2 separate regions of the Mus musculus genome follow, and region 2 is linked to region 1. A link is a loop called in an ENCODE intact Hi-C map of the cell type or tissue named here. Cell type or tissue: left cerebral cortex. All regions are shown on one strand. Links, peaks and the distances in the headings refer to the core of each region. The heading gives the core; the rest is flanking DNA.

Region 1 (7,344 bases), core at 2,168-6,167:
GACATAGGTAGGCTTCATTTAGTCCATAAATGGCTGCCACAGAACAAAGGACAGGCCTTGCTGAGCAGGTGGGAGATCTGCAGCTGGCAGCCTCTTGACTTGAACTGCATCACAGCTGTGCCCTAGGTCTGTAGGCTGCCAGCCCACCCTGCAGATGTGAAGCCTGGCAGCTCCAGGACGGTGTGAGTCACCTCCTGAAAATAAACCCTTTTCTATATGTACAGAATGCACTGGCTCCATCTCTCTGGAGAAGCCCCACCAGTGCACAGGGAGACAGACTGAGCCATGAATAGAGGAAGCGCGCAAGGCAAGCAACTGCGTGCAGGAACCTGCCAGGCAAAAAGGAAATTCAGAGGCCACAGGACATCATTAGGACAGGGCCCCTTCCCTCTGCCCTAAAGCTGGCTTCAGAAACACCAGGCACCCCGAGGAGGCATCACCGAGTACCACAGAACATTCTTGGGAGATGCGGTATGATGCCAAGCCTGAAAGCTAGCAATCAGCAAGTTTTGGGTGGGCTGCAACAGCTGGCTGCAAGAGCATGCTCCAACCTGTGGGACCCAGGGCACAGGGCTCTAGAGACCTGGGCAAAGCTAAAGAGAACAGAGACCCCGAAGCCACAGCCCCCAAATCATTGTAAATCAGACAGAGAACATTTAAGATAAAATGTTTTTAAGCCATCCTGGCTCGAACAAACCCATGTCTTCTATCCAAGCTGAACAGTGGGTTCCAGGCCAGAGTATTCACAAAGAAAGCTGGGGAGGGGGAAGGGAAGGGGGAGGGAGGAAGGAGAGGGGAAAGGGAAGAAGAGGGGAGTCAGAAAAGAGGATTTAGAGGGAGACCAAGGGAAGGAGGAGAGAAAGAAGGAGGACTCCTAGTAGGCATGACCTTACCAAATTTTGAGCACCTCCTGGTTGCCAGGCAGTGAACCAAGGGCCTCCAAGTGTCACCTGCACGTCTGTTGAGCACAGGCTACAGCTTAAGAAGGGAAGCATCGGGGCTGGAGAGATGGCTCAGTGGTTAAGAGCACTGACTGTTCTTCCAAAGGTCCTGAGTTCAAATCCCAGCAACCACATGGTGGCTCATCTGTAATGAGATCTGATGCCCTCTTCTGGTGCATCTGAAAACAGCTACAGTGTACTTACATATAATAAATAAACAAGTCTTAAAAAAGAAAAAATGAAGGGAAGTATCAGTGCCACCCCACCTTCCAGACAAGATTCGAGGGTACTAGTGAACTCCCTTACAGATGTAGAAAGCGGGAAATGCAGCCCATACTCAGAGCCTCCTTTTGCCTGTTTTAACTACCAGTCCAAGCCAGCACACCTTGGAGGAGGACTCGTGATGTACAACTCTCTTCTGTCCTGGATCCTCCATTCTCGAAAGAAACAGCGTATCCATGACTCAGGTCAAAAACAAAAAACAAAAAAAATAGGTGATCAATGTCCATTTAGCTCTGGGAGTTCTTCTCCCACAGCCCTCGTGAGCTTCTGAGAAGCCTTGCCTAGGGCAGCACTGTGCCCAGTAAATCTGGACACCGTGATCCCTACAGCAGTATCTGCAGGCTCAGATGTCAAGCGCAGGTCAGTGAGGAAGCCTGGATCACAGGACCAGTCAGGGGGCAGAGAGAGACCAAGAGTCCACACATGTCTGAGCCCAAAGCCTACACCTCCCTGACCCTACCCTGAATGCAGCAAGCACCCTGCTTCCTGCAGGAGGCCTGAAAGAGCCCCTGTTCTTCAGCCACATGGAGGAGCCTACATACCAGCAGTGACCTTTAGGAGCTGGAATGTCTGGTAATTCACCTACAAAGAAGGAAAATGGATAGAACAAGAGGACCATCGGACACAGAGAGTGGCTTCAGAGTCACCAGTGAGAGGTTCTCTCAGTTTCATGGGGGTTCCTCCATGACTTCAGAAGAAATCGGTCAGCCATGTCACGATCATTAGCTATTCAGCTCTGAGCTTTTCGGATCTTGATATGACTGCTTTCTTCTAAGACAGTTGGGGGTTGGAGTTGTAATATACAAACCAGATCTTAGATCCCACTTTGTCCCCGAGCAGAGAATTCTAGAAGTGTGGCCTTTGAAAAGGCAAGATGCTTTAAAAGACAGACAGATAGGCATAAGTAAATGAATGAATGAATGAATGAATGAATGAATGAATGAATGAATAAATAAATAAATAAATAAATGGAGTCTGCAGTTTTCCCATCAGTTTACATGTAAGCATAGGTTCAGTGCTTAAAATACTCAGGCTCAGAGATGATTCTATGCTAAGGCCTGATCTCTCGGGGTCTCAGTTTCCTCCTTTGTAAAGTGGTATCAGCAGCAATCTCTGTGACTGGCCACTAGAAGTTCTTTGTGGACATGTTGGGCTCTCTCCTCACTTCCCTAACCAACGTGGCTCAAAGCATACAAATCGGTGATGTGTCCTACAGGGACTCACTAGTGACCCAGGGCCACTCAGAGAACGGACATGTTCATTAAAGTCAACCGAGCGAGACAGGCACTTGTTCTTCTGCGTAGGTGAGTGTTCCACACTGGTGCTCAGAGTTCTAGAATGACGTTTCAGATAAATGTGGTGGCTCAGGGCTGGAATTGCAGGAGTTGGGAGGCAGAGAGAATAAGGATCCTCATGAGTTCCAGGTCAGCCTGGGCTACAGAATATATATATATATATATATATATATATATATATATATATATATATATATATATATAACTTATTAAAGATAAGAACCTCTCAGAAGGGCTAGGAAGATGGCTCAGCTAATGAAGCATTTGTCTCACAAGTGTGAGGAGCTGAGCTTGTGTCCCCAGAATCCACATAAAAACAGTTGTGTGCCATGGCACATGCCTGTAACTCCAGCCTTGACAGGAGAGGCAGAGACAAGAGGATCTTTGGAAGCTCTCTGGCCAGCTAGTCTGGCCTATGTGGTGAAGTCCCTGGCCAAATGAGAGACCCTGTCTCAAACAAAAATTGGAAGGTGTGGAGACGATCACTTGTAGGTGTCCAGCCTGCCTCACCTGCACACACAGGTGTGTCTATGTGTGGGCTCTCTGCTGGAGACGCTTCCCTAGTGCCTGATTCGTGTGGCCAGGTTTGTTTCTGATCCTGGATGGAGGAGAGGTCAGGTTCAACCAACCCAGAGCACAGTAACACCCCAGACTGCAGGAGAGCTGGTGGCTGCCCAGGAAGCCTTTAATGAATGTTAGCATTTTTCTCCCCTCGCCTTCCCACTTCCCTCCCCATCATTCTCTCCCCTTGGATTCTTGACCAGGTGGCTCAGCCAAAAACCAAACCCCAGCCTGAGTGTGCTGGACTGGGCTATGGAAACACCAAGTGAGTCACCACAGGTGAAGAGAGCCCAGTGGTGTGGCTACAGTTGTCTCTGTTGTTCCAGCCTTGGGGCTCGGCCTGTAGACAGCAAGGGAAAACAAACTTCTGAGAACTGAGGGTTCAGGAACCCCTCCAAACTTCGTGTGCAACAGGCTCTCCTCCCCCCTCCTCTATCCTCTCCGTGCTGACCTATCTTCCCCCCCACCCCCCACTTCTCTCTTTTCCCTCCTACTCTACCTCCCCTCCCCTCCCTCTCTCTCCCCCTCCCTTCTCTCCCACATCTAGATCCCATCCTTGAGATCTTCCTCTTTTCCTCCTGGGAGGCCCCAGAAGGAAATAGCTTTGAGAAAGCAGGATGGAGCTGAAAAGTTGGGAAATGCAAAAGGACCGACCTGGCTTTATAGCAAATCATCTAATTCTGCTGGAGTGTGAGTTAGTTCACTGGGAAGGACTAGGATTCTCTCTCTCTCTCTCTCTCTCTCTCTCTCTCTCTCTCTCTCTCTCTCACACACACACACACACACACACACACACACACACACACACACACACACACATCTCAACTCCTACATCCCTTCATCCCTACACCCCACCCTCAGTAGCTCAGCTATTGGAGCCACAGCGCCACCTTCAGTCATGCTTCTGCTCTGCAGTTTCTCTCCCAAACTCCACTTCTGGGCTGCAGATCCTACACTGGTGCTGGGCGCTCCAGGTAAATAGGCCACATCTGCCGATGCTGTGCTGCTGCATGCACAAACAAAGGAAAGCAACGGTGTTGCTGGTCAGAATTTGGGAGCTTCACACCAAGCAGGGCAGGAAAACAGCAGAACTGAAAGCCAACTCTTTACTCTAAACATGGGGAAACTGAGGCTCAAAGACCTGACCACAGTTAGAGGAAGCTGGAGGCAGAGCTTGGATCTGAACCCAAGCTCCTGAAATAGCCACATTTCTCAGCTTGCCTGGCTGATCACAATAGTCTCACTATGCCAGAGGCAGCAGCTATTAGCCTGTAGCAGAGGCAGCAGCCATTAGCCTGCAGTGCACACATGAAGCTATGGTTGCACACAGCTGTAAGGAGATGACAGCGGCAGCAGCAGACAAGCATCAGAGCTTGACTACCCTGGGAGGAGAGGCCTCTGCCTGCACTGTGAGTGGGAAAGGTTCTATACACAGGGCTCATCTACCTTTCTACACACTCACACCCTTTCCATATGGAAAATTCCTCTTCACCCTTCACAATCCACTCACACATCTTTGTCTTGTTTCTCTGACCCTGTCCTATCAGTGTGCCTTTGAGACATTCGTTACTGGATGTGCTATGATGATTCAACTAGATAGGGAACTCTAGCCTGGAGTCAGATCTTCTTCTTCTTCTTCTTCTTCTTCTTCTTCTTCTTCTTCTTCTTCTTCTTCTTCTTCTTCTTCTTCTTCTTCTTCTTCTTCTTCTTCCTCCTTCTCCTCCTCCTCTTCCTCTTCCTCTTCTTCTTCTTCTTCTTCATCATCATCATGGTATCTCAGAAACCCAAACCAGAGCCAGTCAGTAGATCCTTGGGTGGATAGACAGATGGTTAATAGTGAATGGTTCATGGATGGGCTGATAGGGCTGGATAGGTGGATAGATGGGTACATGGTAAGTACGTGAGTGTTTATAAATATATAAATTTATAAATAGGTGGATGGATAGATGAGTATATGCATAATTAATGGATGGATGGTGGGTGAGCAGATATAAGATGGATGGTTGATGAGTGACAGGTGGATGGATGAGCAAATGGTAGATAGATAGATGGATAGATGAATGGATGGACAGCAGACAGGTAAATGTGGGATAGGTAGAAACTTACTTTTTCTGTTCTAGGTCAGGAGTTACAGCTATTTCTAAGGAAACACAGCTACAAATATCTGTTTCTGAGCCAGAATTGAAAAACATGGTCAAGGGTGTATGTACCGAGGAGAGTTGTATGGATGCCACAGTCCTCCTCACTTCCTTATTGACTGTCCCATCAGAGAACCTGCTGCAGAGCAGACAGGAGTTCTCAGGAGTCATTTCCTGGGATCCTGCATAGAACATCTAGAAAGACCACAGGCATGGGGATTTCTGGGTCCTTATCACATAGCTCTGACCCACAGCCCCTGTGCTGAAGCTGGGGAACATTTAACTCAGCACCATTCAAATGAGTGAGACTTTGACAGCCATTCACAGAAGAACAGCATGCAGGGTGATGTCAAACATTAACTCTGCTGATTGGCCATCCAGAGAGGCTGAGGAACTGACTCTGCCCCAGCGTTACTGTGTGGCAACAGGTGCCTGTAGGGTCCCCCAGCAGCTGCGGCCCCATGGGAGGCACGGGCTTCTGACTGCACCACCCAGCCCAATGTAGAAAGAAGGCCTGGCTCCCCTCTATACCCAGAGGAGAGGGCACCCTGTGATCCTCACCAGCAGTGCTCAGACTGCAAGGCTGATTCCCCATCTATCCAGGCTGGCTACTGAAGAGCTTTCTGTACCTGTTTCTACCTGATAAACACGGGATGTTTAGCAATATTAGCAATGTTGTCAGACCTGGAGCCCAGCCCCCACTGTGTGCACAGTGGAAAAAGCTTAAGGGTGATAAAGGGGTCCGAAAATAGTTCTGGACTAGCCCTCCTGCACTCCTGGGTGACAGTGAAAATCTCACAGGGAGGTGTAGTGTGTGTGTGTGTGTGTGTGTGTGTGTGTGTGTGTGTTTTCCTGTGACTCCTATTACATCTGAGTGTCATAGGACAAGCTTGAATGTTGTTTCTTGAGGGATGCCCACTTTGTCTCAGTGTGTTATCATTTGTGTGTATGTGTGTGCACACACATGTATGTGCGTGTGGAAGTAAGAAGAAAAGAGTGGAGTCTGTTCTCTCTCTTCCTTGCATGGGTCTCAGAGGCAGAGCTCAGGGTACAAGGCTTGCAGGACAAGCACTTTACCCTGTGAGTCCGTGTTTGGTTGCTGTGTGGTTGTTTTCTCCACCAGGCTGTCTCCTCGGGATCTGGGATCTGTGTTTGCACATTAGGCTGGACCGGTCGCCCTGCCAGCCCTGGGGATCTACCCTTCTTTGCTTCCCCAATACTGGGATGCCAAATGTATGCTATCATCCTTGGCTTGTTTTTTTTTTCTTTAAGCTTTATTTATTTTTATTTTATGTGTTTTGCCAGAATCCAGAAGAGGGCATTAGATGCCCTGGAACTGGAGTTACAGATGTCGTTAGCTGCCATGTGGTTACTGGGAATAGAATTCTGGTTCTCTGGAAGAGCAGTAAGTGCTCTTAATTGCTGAATTACCATCTCTCCAACCTCCATGTCTGCCTTTTAACATGGGTCCTAGAGATTAAAGTCAATTCCTTACGCCTGTGAGGCAATATACTGTCTGAGTCATTTCCCCAACTGGACACTGTATCTTAAACACACAGAGACAGAGATAGACAGACACAGACACAGACACACACACAGACACACACACAGACACACACACAGACACACACACAGACACACACACACACACACACACACACATCAGAGTCTCTGTGCAGCACTGGCTGTCCTGGAACTCCCTATGCAGACCAGGCTGGCATCCACCTACAAGATATCCACCTGTTCTGCCTCCTAAGTGCTGGGACAAAAGGTGTGTGCCACCACTCCCAACTGGACCCTGTATATTTTGTTGCACACCTACTATGTGCCAGCTTCTATATTTGGTGCTTCCCTGTTTTGGTTAATCCTCACAGTCCTAATAACCCAGCAACAACTCACATCAACTACAGCAGCTGCACGTAGGGGAACCTTGGCCCAGTCAGGTGTGCTGAGACCAGACACAGTTGGAGATTCTTTGCTTGGTCGTTTATGTTTGAGGTACTGAAGACAGAACTGAGATTCACCCGTTGGCCTTTTTGTTTTGAGACAAGGTCTCACTCTGCAGGCCAGGCAGGCCTTGATGGTCATCCCTCTGCCTCCACCATCTAAGTAGCTGAGATCACTGTC
Region 2 (7,344 bases), core at 1,961-5,960, 230 kb before region 1:
AAAGGGAAGGGAGGCATACAGGCAAGCTTGAAGACCGGGGAACCTCCCTGGCCTCACTGTGCTACTTCTGAGTTGTGTGATCCATCCATCTAAGTGTCCTTTCTTTAAGGAGGGAATTACATGCTATTTTATTATGTGTGTACCCATGTGGATGTGTGTATGTCGCAGCACCTGGGAGGAAGGAGGTCAGTGGATAACTCGTGGGTGGTTTTTCTACTGTGAGGGTAAACTCTGAACACCAGGCTCACTGGCAGTCACCTTTACTTGATGAGATAGCTCTCTGGCCCATTATATAACCTTTATAAGCCTCGCTTGTGAAGTGGACACAGCTGTGCCTGCACTCTGAGCTTGCAGTAGGTCTCCTGGGGTGATGTGTGGCAGCCACATCACGGTTCTGAACTCTAGGGGAACAGCTACATTACACCTCACTCTCGACATCTTTGCTCATAGCGGCCAGAGATGCTCATTCTACCTGTCAGGAGCATGGATAGGGTGTGAGGCTCCCTAGGTCTGTTACCTGAGAGGCGGCAAATGAGACAAGCCAGGATGTCTTTGGTGCCAGCTCCGGGGGCGAGGTCTGAGCATAGAGAGAAGGGTTGCCTCTCCAGGCATTGAGCCTAAGCCCTGCCTTTCAGTCCACACCTTGTAGTCATCAAGTCATTCTCTGATGATCTCTGGTTGCAGACTATTGTTACATTCCTGGGTCATGACTTCTAGATCACAACTCCCCAAGAGCCCCAAGTTGGGGTGGAGAAGGTATCAGGGATGCATCCACTTGTGGTCATCTTTGTTCTTGTCATTCAGTAGGGAAGGGTAAACTCTCGGAGGCACTGTGAGAGTCAGGTCCATTCACATGCCAGGTTGGGAAGCCACAGGCAGTGTCCACCCCCAGAATCTGATCTTGTCAGTAGATGTGGGGCTGAGGGTGGACGGTAAGGTCATGAGCTCCTCTAGTCTATTTGGGGCAACCTCATTGTTTCCGGTGCCTGGTGCTCACTGCATCTGCATCTCTGGTGTCCTGGTTGTTCTTAGGTGTGGCCTGGGGCTTAAGCTCTGTGGTTGCAACCAGGGTTTGGGTCATTGTGGTTGAATGGATACCCTTGCCTCCGTGTAGACTTGCAGTTTTTTTTTGTTTGTTTGTTTGTTTGTTTTTCTGAATTTGCTTCCCACTTGTTTTGGCCTTTCTGCTCCGCATGAGGGAGAACCCCTCTTTGTGGTTTTTTTGGTCCATAGTCATTTCTGGGTCGGCTCCATCCCACCTGAGAGGTGCCCCATCCTCTCTCACTATCTCAACCCCATCTCTTGCACACACAGGGCAGTTGGGCCTCATACAGGTGGCTGGAGACCAGGATCTAAGGACGAAGGCACAGGGGGTCCCTCTGCCAGCTGCCAGCTGGGCAATGGCTGCGGCTGCTCAGGCTCCTGTTGATAGTTTTTCATCTGTGGATTTGGGTGGATGACTGAAGCCCAGACCAAGCCGGGATCCAATGGGTGGGGCCTCAGTATTACTCTGACTGGACAGGCTATGGCTGTGCTGAGGAGGGGGGGAGGGGGCAGGAAACCAGGGCCTTCCCGTCTAGTGCTGGGGCAGTAGTTCCGTCTCCCACAGGCTGGCCCGGCTGAGACAGGGACCAGCCTTCTGACTCATCTCTCCTCTCAGGTTCCTGTCCACTAGGCCCTTGTGTCAGCACAGGAGGATGGTCACTCACCCCACAGCAGGCTTTGCTCCCAGGCTACCAGACACCTGACAGGAGTTGCTTCCTTTCCTGAAAGCTGAGGGTCCTGCGGGTGGGACTCAAGCCACACCCGTGAGCCTTTCCGAGGATTGTTGTGGTCTAGGCTAGCCCCTGAGCTCACACCAGTGGACACCCCTCCATGAGTCTTGCCTGTACCCAGGTTGTGCTGAGCTGCTCCACCCTCTGCTTCCAGCTTCTTGCTTCCGGCTGTGATCGCTCTGTTTTCTTTCATTTCGTACCTCAGAGCAACAGAGGCCAGTAGAGGTTGAGAGTCTTGTTCCAAACTTCTGAGCCATCAGACAGCTGGAGTGAGGGTCTCACCCAGTCTCCCTGTGCAGGTCTTTCCTCTGGTGCCTACCTACTTTACAAAGGGGCTTGTGACAAGTGTTAGTGCCAGTGTCATGGTCACTAGAATGACCTGCCCGGAGATGTCATTCAGCGCGTCAGGCGGCTCTGCCTACGGTGAAAAGATAAAGGATTAGCGACAGTATGATTGGGTCTGCCTTGCATTCTGGGGATGTTCAAAAGAGGGTCTGGTTGTGTCTAAGAACTCCAGAGGTCGCTCGCCGAACACCTTGCTGTGTCATGCAGATCCTGTAGACCTTACTGAGGTTAACGTGGACACGGCCATGTTACCAAGGGGGAAGCTCTTTGCTTCCAGTGTTCCCTGGATTGGTCACCATTCCTGCACGGTCACTCTGTGTTCTTCAGACTGCTAATTCTGAAGGCTGCCCCAGCACACGGCCACAGGGAACTCAGTGGTCCTTGGTTTTTGTGGGTTGTGTGGGATCTTGGGTTCATGGTGCTGTGTGGCTTTGGAGACGTCTTGGGAGATCTCGTGACCCCAGCCCCTATCAATCAGCCAGATGTCTTTTGGTCATATGCTTTACTGCTATCTCTTGGCTCTTGTGGAACATGTAACTGAGTTATTTCCCTTTTCTCATTGGCTGCCAGGAAGCTCTATCCCATAAGCCTACACATTGGCAATTAGAGCTGACCCAGCCCCTTCTTTTAGGCTTTCACAATCCTGTGTTCTTGTTGCCTCATTTTCATGGCCGAGTTTCACTTGAGAGGATATAATCCCCTGGCTCTTCTGTTTCTTTAGCCTTTAACTAAATAAACATCGATGGTGGGTGGGTCAGGGCTGGCTAAGCAGGTTAAAACGTGTGGTTTCCCCGAGGCTACCATCTAGCTAACTTCTTCCCTGCCCAAGTCCTCTGTCCCCTGCTTGGATGTCTGCATAGTATGCTGGTGCCTTGGAATCTCTGTGTCCTGGGTTTGCTCAGGTAGTGGATGTTCAGCTTCATGTTCCCCCGGCTCTCTGTTCCCTGCTCCCCATGCCGCTTTAAGAGCATTTTGAAGAAAGAAGCCACCTGTGCAAGCTTAGCCTCAGCCACTCCCTGCACAACTCCCAGCTCCCTCTGAGGCCACCTCAGCAGTCTGCAGCCAATCACAGGTCCTCACGTCCACCTGAGCAGGGCTAATGCTTGGTGCTAAGACAAGGAAGTCTTGACAAGATGTGTTGAAAGTTGGGGGTAGGGGGGTGGGGTGGAGAGAAAGGCTGGTAAGCAGTGTCATTGGGGTGAAGAAGAAAGCCTCAAGGCTGGGGTGAGGTGACAGGGATGGTTCTCAGTCACCAACCCTGTCCTCAGACACCTCTCCAGCTCTCCATGGGTACATGGTCACTGTATTTCCACAGAAAATAAACTTAAAGCTCATTGCAGACTGTGCCCACTGCTTTATAGGCTCTTGGGTCCTCTTCTCCCAGGCAGCCATACTAGCATAGTGCATAAGGTTCCAGGGGCCGTTCATGCGTTGTGTGCACAGTTGGACACACGTGCTTTGTGGTTTTCCTTGACGTGGTTTTCTTTGTTTGCTTTTGGCTCGTTTCCATAAGCATCGTCTGCCTCGTTCAGAAAGACAGCCCCAGGATGATAGCGTCAGGAACGAGGGAGCCCAGGTTCTGTGGAGTAGAGCAGTAGCCTGCACCCTCCCTTCAGGAGCTTCAAAACGATTCCAAATTGTGTGTGCAAAATTGGGCACAGGAAGCATTTTCTGGGAAGACGGACTGTGTTTCCAAGGAGCCTGTGGAACAGGGAAGGTAAACTGCCTCGCTGTGGTTTGCTGAGATTCCCATAGGGTGGCAAGAGGGACTTGGTGAAGGGCAGAGCCCTTGGGTCCTTGGGCCTATGAGGACAGTGTCAGATGGGGAATCAGGCTGGGTCTGGTGGTTGGTGGGGCATGGCAGAGACACGGGAGCACTGATTTCTTCTGGAGAGTGACTTTGAGCTTTCCCACAGTTCACAGGGCTTCCCTCTGTCTGGGGTGGACTTAGCCTTAACTGGCCCTGAACATGGGGCAGGTCCTTCCAAAGGCAGAGAGGTCCTTGTTAGTGTTTTGGAGGAAAACCCCAGGTACAAAGAGCTTTAGGTCTTGACACACAGTGTCACTCAATCTAGGGACAGGCAGAAGCTGCAGGCCACTCCTGTTAGTGGTGTTCTGTTCAACACTGCTTCTTCAGTCTGGGCAGCGTGAGGGCCGTGCAGGGGTAAAGCCAGACTGCCTATTGCTGCTTGCCTCTTGGTGTGCAGCTGAGGAAGAGTATCTCCGTGGCTCAGAAGCCACCATCCCTCTTCACTGCAATCTGCAGCATCATACTTCCACCCACCGTGGCACCTTTGGCTTCCTCACACAGTAAGAAGATGAGAGCTAGGAGGCTGTACTACCAGTTCTAGCCACTAGAGGGAAGCAGAAATACCATCACAATAGCCTAGCACAGAAAATTCTAGCAGGGCAAGTGGTTTGGGAAGGAGGAGTGGTGGGTAAAGCCCTACAGAGGTCTCTCTCTGTTAGAACAGACTCTAAGGGTAACAGGTAACTAGTTCTGAGGTGCTTCCCTAAGACATAAAGCAAAATTCAGAAATCTAGGCAAGGTTCCCAGCAGGTAAACAATGGAGCTGGGTTGCTCCATGGGGCTGGTGTCAGAGGTTGTCAGAGGTCACTTGTCAAACACAAAGCAGAATCTTGTCCTAATGCTGGGCATGAATAAGTGCATCAAGTCAGTTAGCAAACAATGATCTGGTTAGGCCACCTTTATAGACAGGGGAAGTGAAGCTCAGGCCCAACTGGTGCCTAGCCAGTGTGTGCTTAGCCTCTGACCTGCAGGCTTGAGCCCTTAGTTGCAGATTGGAGCTTCCCTGTATAGCATTCTCCACTCCCAACCTGACCACAGAGCTGCAGTCCAAGCCATCTCCAGGCTGGCCACCAGGTCCTCTGTCTTCTAACAAAAAGGTGGGATTCTGGGCTCCTATGCCCAAGGTTTGATCCAGTAATGAGGGAGGCCATAACAGAAGCCCAGGAAGGGTCGTGGGCCCCCAAGTCTGGCTTGGGAGGACCAGGGCATTGAGAAATCTCTTGCAGAGGCCAAGGTTTGCCTGGGAACCAGAGGACCTGGTTCCAGGGCCTTTGGTTTCCAGGGCAGATGCCTCCAGCATACCAAGGACCCTTGGCCAGCTCTGGGCTTGGCTGTGCCAGGCTGGCAGGAGAGCAGAGCACTTTCAGGGGCTCCAACATCCTCCTTCCTGTTCTCATGCTCTGGCTTTGCCCTCCTGGAAGGTGGGCACATGGCACTCAGCCAGGCTGCAAGCTGGTGACCACAGTGTACCCTCTGAAGCTTGAGGAGTCCCCTCACCTTAGGCCTGGCTTTGAGTTTCTTCAGGGTGGAAGGGAAACTGGGAGAAAGAGCTCGAACCATCTGTTCCCTTCTGGGCAAGATGGAAGGCCCTCCTCTGAAGAAACACTCATTGTGTAATTCTGTCTTTAAAGTTGGAATTGCAGGCCTAAGGGTCAAGAAAAGCTGTTTTGATGCAAACCAAAGGGAATGAAGTAAGAGATGGGCCAGGAGCAGATCCAGCCAAGAGATTTGAAAATGACTTGGAGAGCACCTAGCCTGAGCTGGGATCTTGTCTCTCCCCGCTTCTTGGGGCATGGACTTGGAAAAGCTGTTGTACCCAAAGAGCCTCAACTTTTTTCCCTGCTGTGGGTTGTGAAGTGCTGACATACTAGCTTTGAGGTTGGGGTTGAGGCAGTGTACCTGAGCCTGAGGGTGGGAGACTGGGAGCCCCTTGGGAGTGCTGACTTTCCTTGGTATCAATTCCTATGTAGTTTTTGGTTAGTGCCTGTTGGTCTGGACTGCTGGTAGACATCTATGAAGAAACACAGCTGAGTTTAGTGACCTCACAACTGAAGCAAGGGGGCTGGTATTCCTTGAGGCACTTGTCAGGGACCTGGGATTTGAGTAGAGAGGGCTCCCCATTACTCTCAGCCTTCCCTCCACGGGGCAGAGGCCTCTGCCACAGGGGTTAGGATGGGTGTGGTCCAGATTGTGTGACTTTGAACACACTGAGAGACTCTTACTAAAAATCTGGACTGGACCGCTTGCCCTATTAACTGTCTCTTGGTGGTGACTCGGTGCTGATTTCTGCACATAGTATGGCTTTTTACATTTTAAATAGGAGCCTCAGAGTCCAAACACTGGTAGGCATGGCCATTTTGGCTCAGACCCTGTGCATTTCCCCAGGCTAGCAGAGCCTGCAGCTCCCCATTCTTCCTGGGGACAATGAGCCAATGGTAAAGGGATGAGAGCACAGGTCTGAGCCTGATCCAGAAGGACCCAGGCCCCTGATGTTTCTCACATGTGAGCCATAGACTGATCTTTAAATTCTCCATTTGAGCAATGGAAGTGGGTGGGCTCCTGCCCTACCAGAACAGTTTGTAAGGGATGACAGGGTGCCCAAGATGGCAATGCTTATTTGCTTGGGAGACAGGGGTTCACTTGTCTCCTAGAGTAGCCAGGAAACACAGCAGATTGTGGGAGGGATGTATACAAAGGATGCGAGCTTACACACCAGCCATGAACTTACACACGAGCCACGAGCCAACCAATACATGGACCTCATGGCAAAAAGGATAAAATGCAGTCTGTGACTCAGAACTCATAAACTTACCTGCTCCTATCCTTGCCCCTCCTGTGCTGGTTTGTGGGTGGCCTGGGACAGAATCACGTGCATGTTTGAAGGCCAAGTGTGCTTAAGCATGAGATGTGTCTTAGAGGGGAGGTATACAGGCTCCAGATGGGGGTTGAAGCAGGTCATAGGCCCCAGCAGGCACTGCTACCCGTGATGTGGGTTATACCTGCTTACAGAGTGAATCTGTTTGTTTGGCTAAAGGCCTTAGCCCTGTGCAAGCACTTAGTAGGTATTACCTGAAGTTGTACTGGCTTTGGTGTTTTATTGGGCTTGGTAAAGTTTGCCTTTGGCTTTCAGGTAACTGCTGTGTGTGCTGCATATGGTTGGAAGAAGACCCCTGTCCCCAGCTGTCCCTTTGGAGCTACCTTCTCCACCTGAAGGCCTGAGGTGACTCACTTCCATCACAGGACCAGTTGAATTCCAGAAGGTGAGGCTTGTTTCCACGACTTTCTAATACAGGACCCACGTGGGCTTCTCGCCTGAGACACTTGGGCGCACATGCTAGCCGGCTCCTGCCCACAGGAGCCCTGGGATGGTCAGAAGGAGCATGGCTTGTTAAGGGTGGGATATGCAAGCTGTAG

Evidence for each region. A loop is a pair of places that touch in the nucleus more often than their neighbours do. Peaks named below come from ENCODE experiments on the same cell type or tissue, not always from the same donor. Only the 100,000 strongest peaks of a DNase experiment are listed, where the experiment ranks them.
Region 2: it touches region 1 in a loop (5-fold over the local background); 3 of 42 quality-filtered maps call a loop at or near these places.

The regions. Positions count from the first base shown.
Region 1 is chr2:92,836,231-92,843,574 of GRCm38, forward strand. All of the region lies in intron 2 of Gm39880 (a long non-coding RNA gene), which reads left to right. The region is part of intron 4 of Gm13791 (a long non-coding RNA gene); the gene reads right to left. Among named protein-coding and RNA genes, the nearest start is that of Gm32413, 33 kb to the left of the region's middle. In left cerebral cortex, for the core only: a CTCF peak has its summit at 3,993 (motif pointing left); a DNase peak (open chromatin) is centred at 3,984.
Region 2 is chr2:92,604,634-92,611,977 of GRCm38, forward strand. It overlaps Chst1 (carbohydrate sulfotransferase 1), which reads left to right. Exons shown (of 3, transcript NM_023850.2): 2 at 7,061-7,190. Among named protein-coding and RNA genes, the nearest start is that of Chst1, 8.6 kb to the left of the region's middle. In left cerebral cortex, for the core only: a CTCF peak has its summit at 4,461 (motif pointing right); DNase peaks (open chromatin) are centred at 3,821, 4,442 and 5,315; H3K27ac peaks cover 3,902 bases.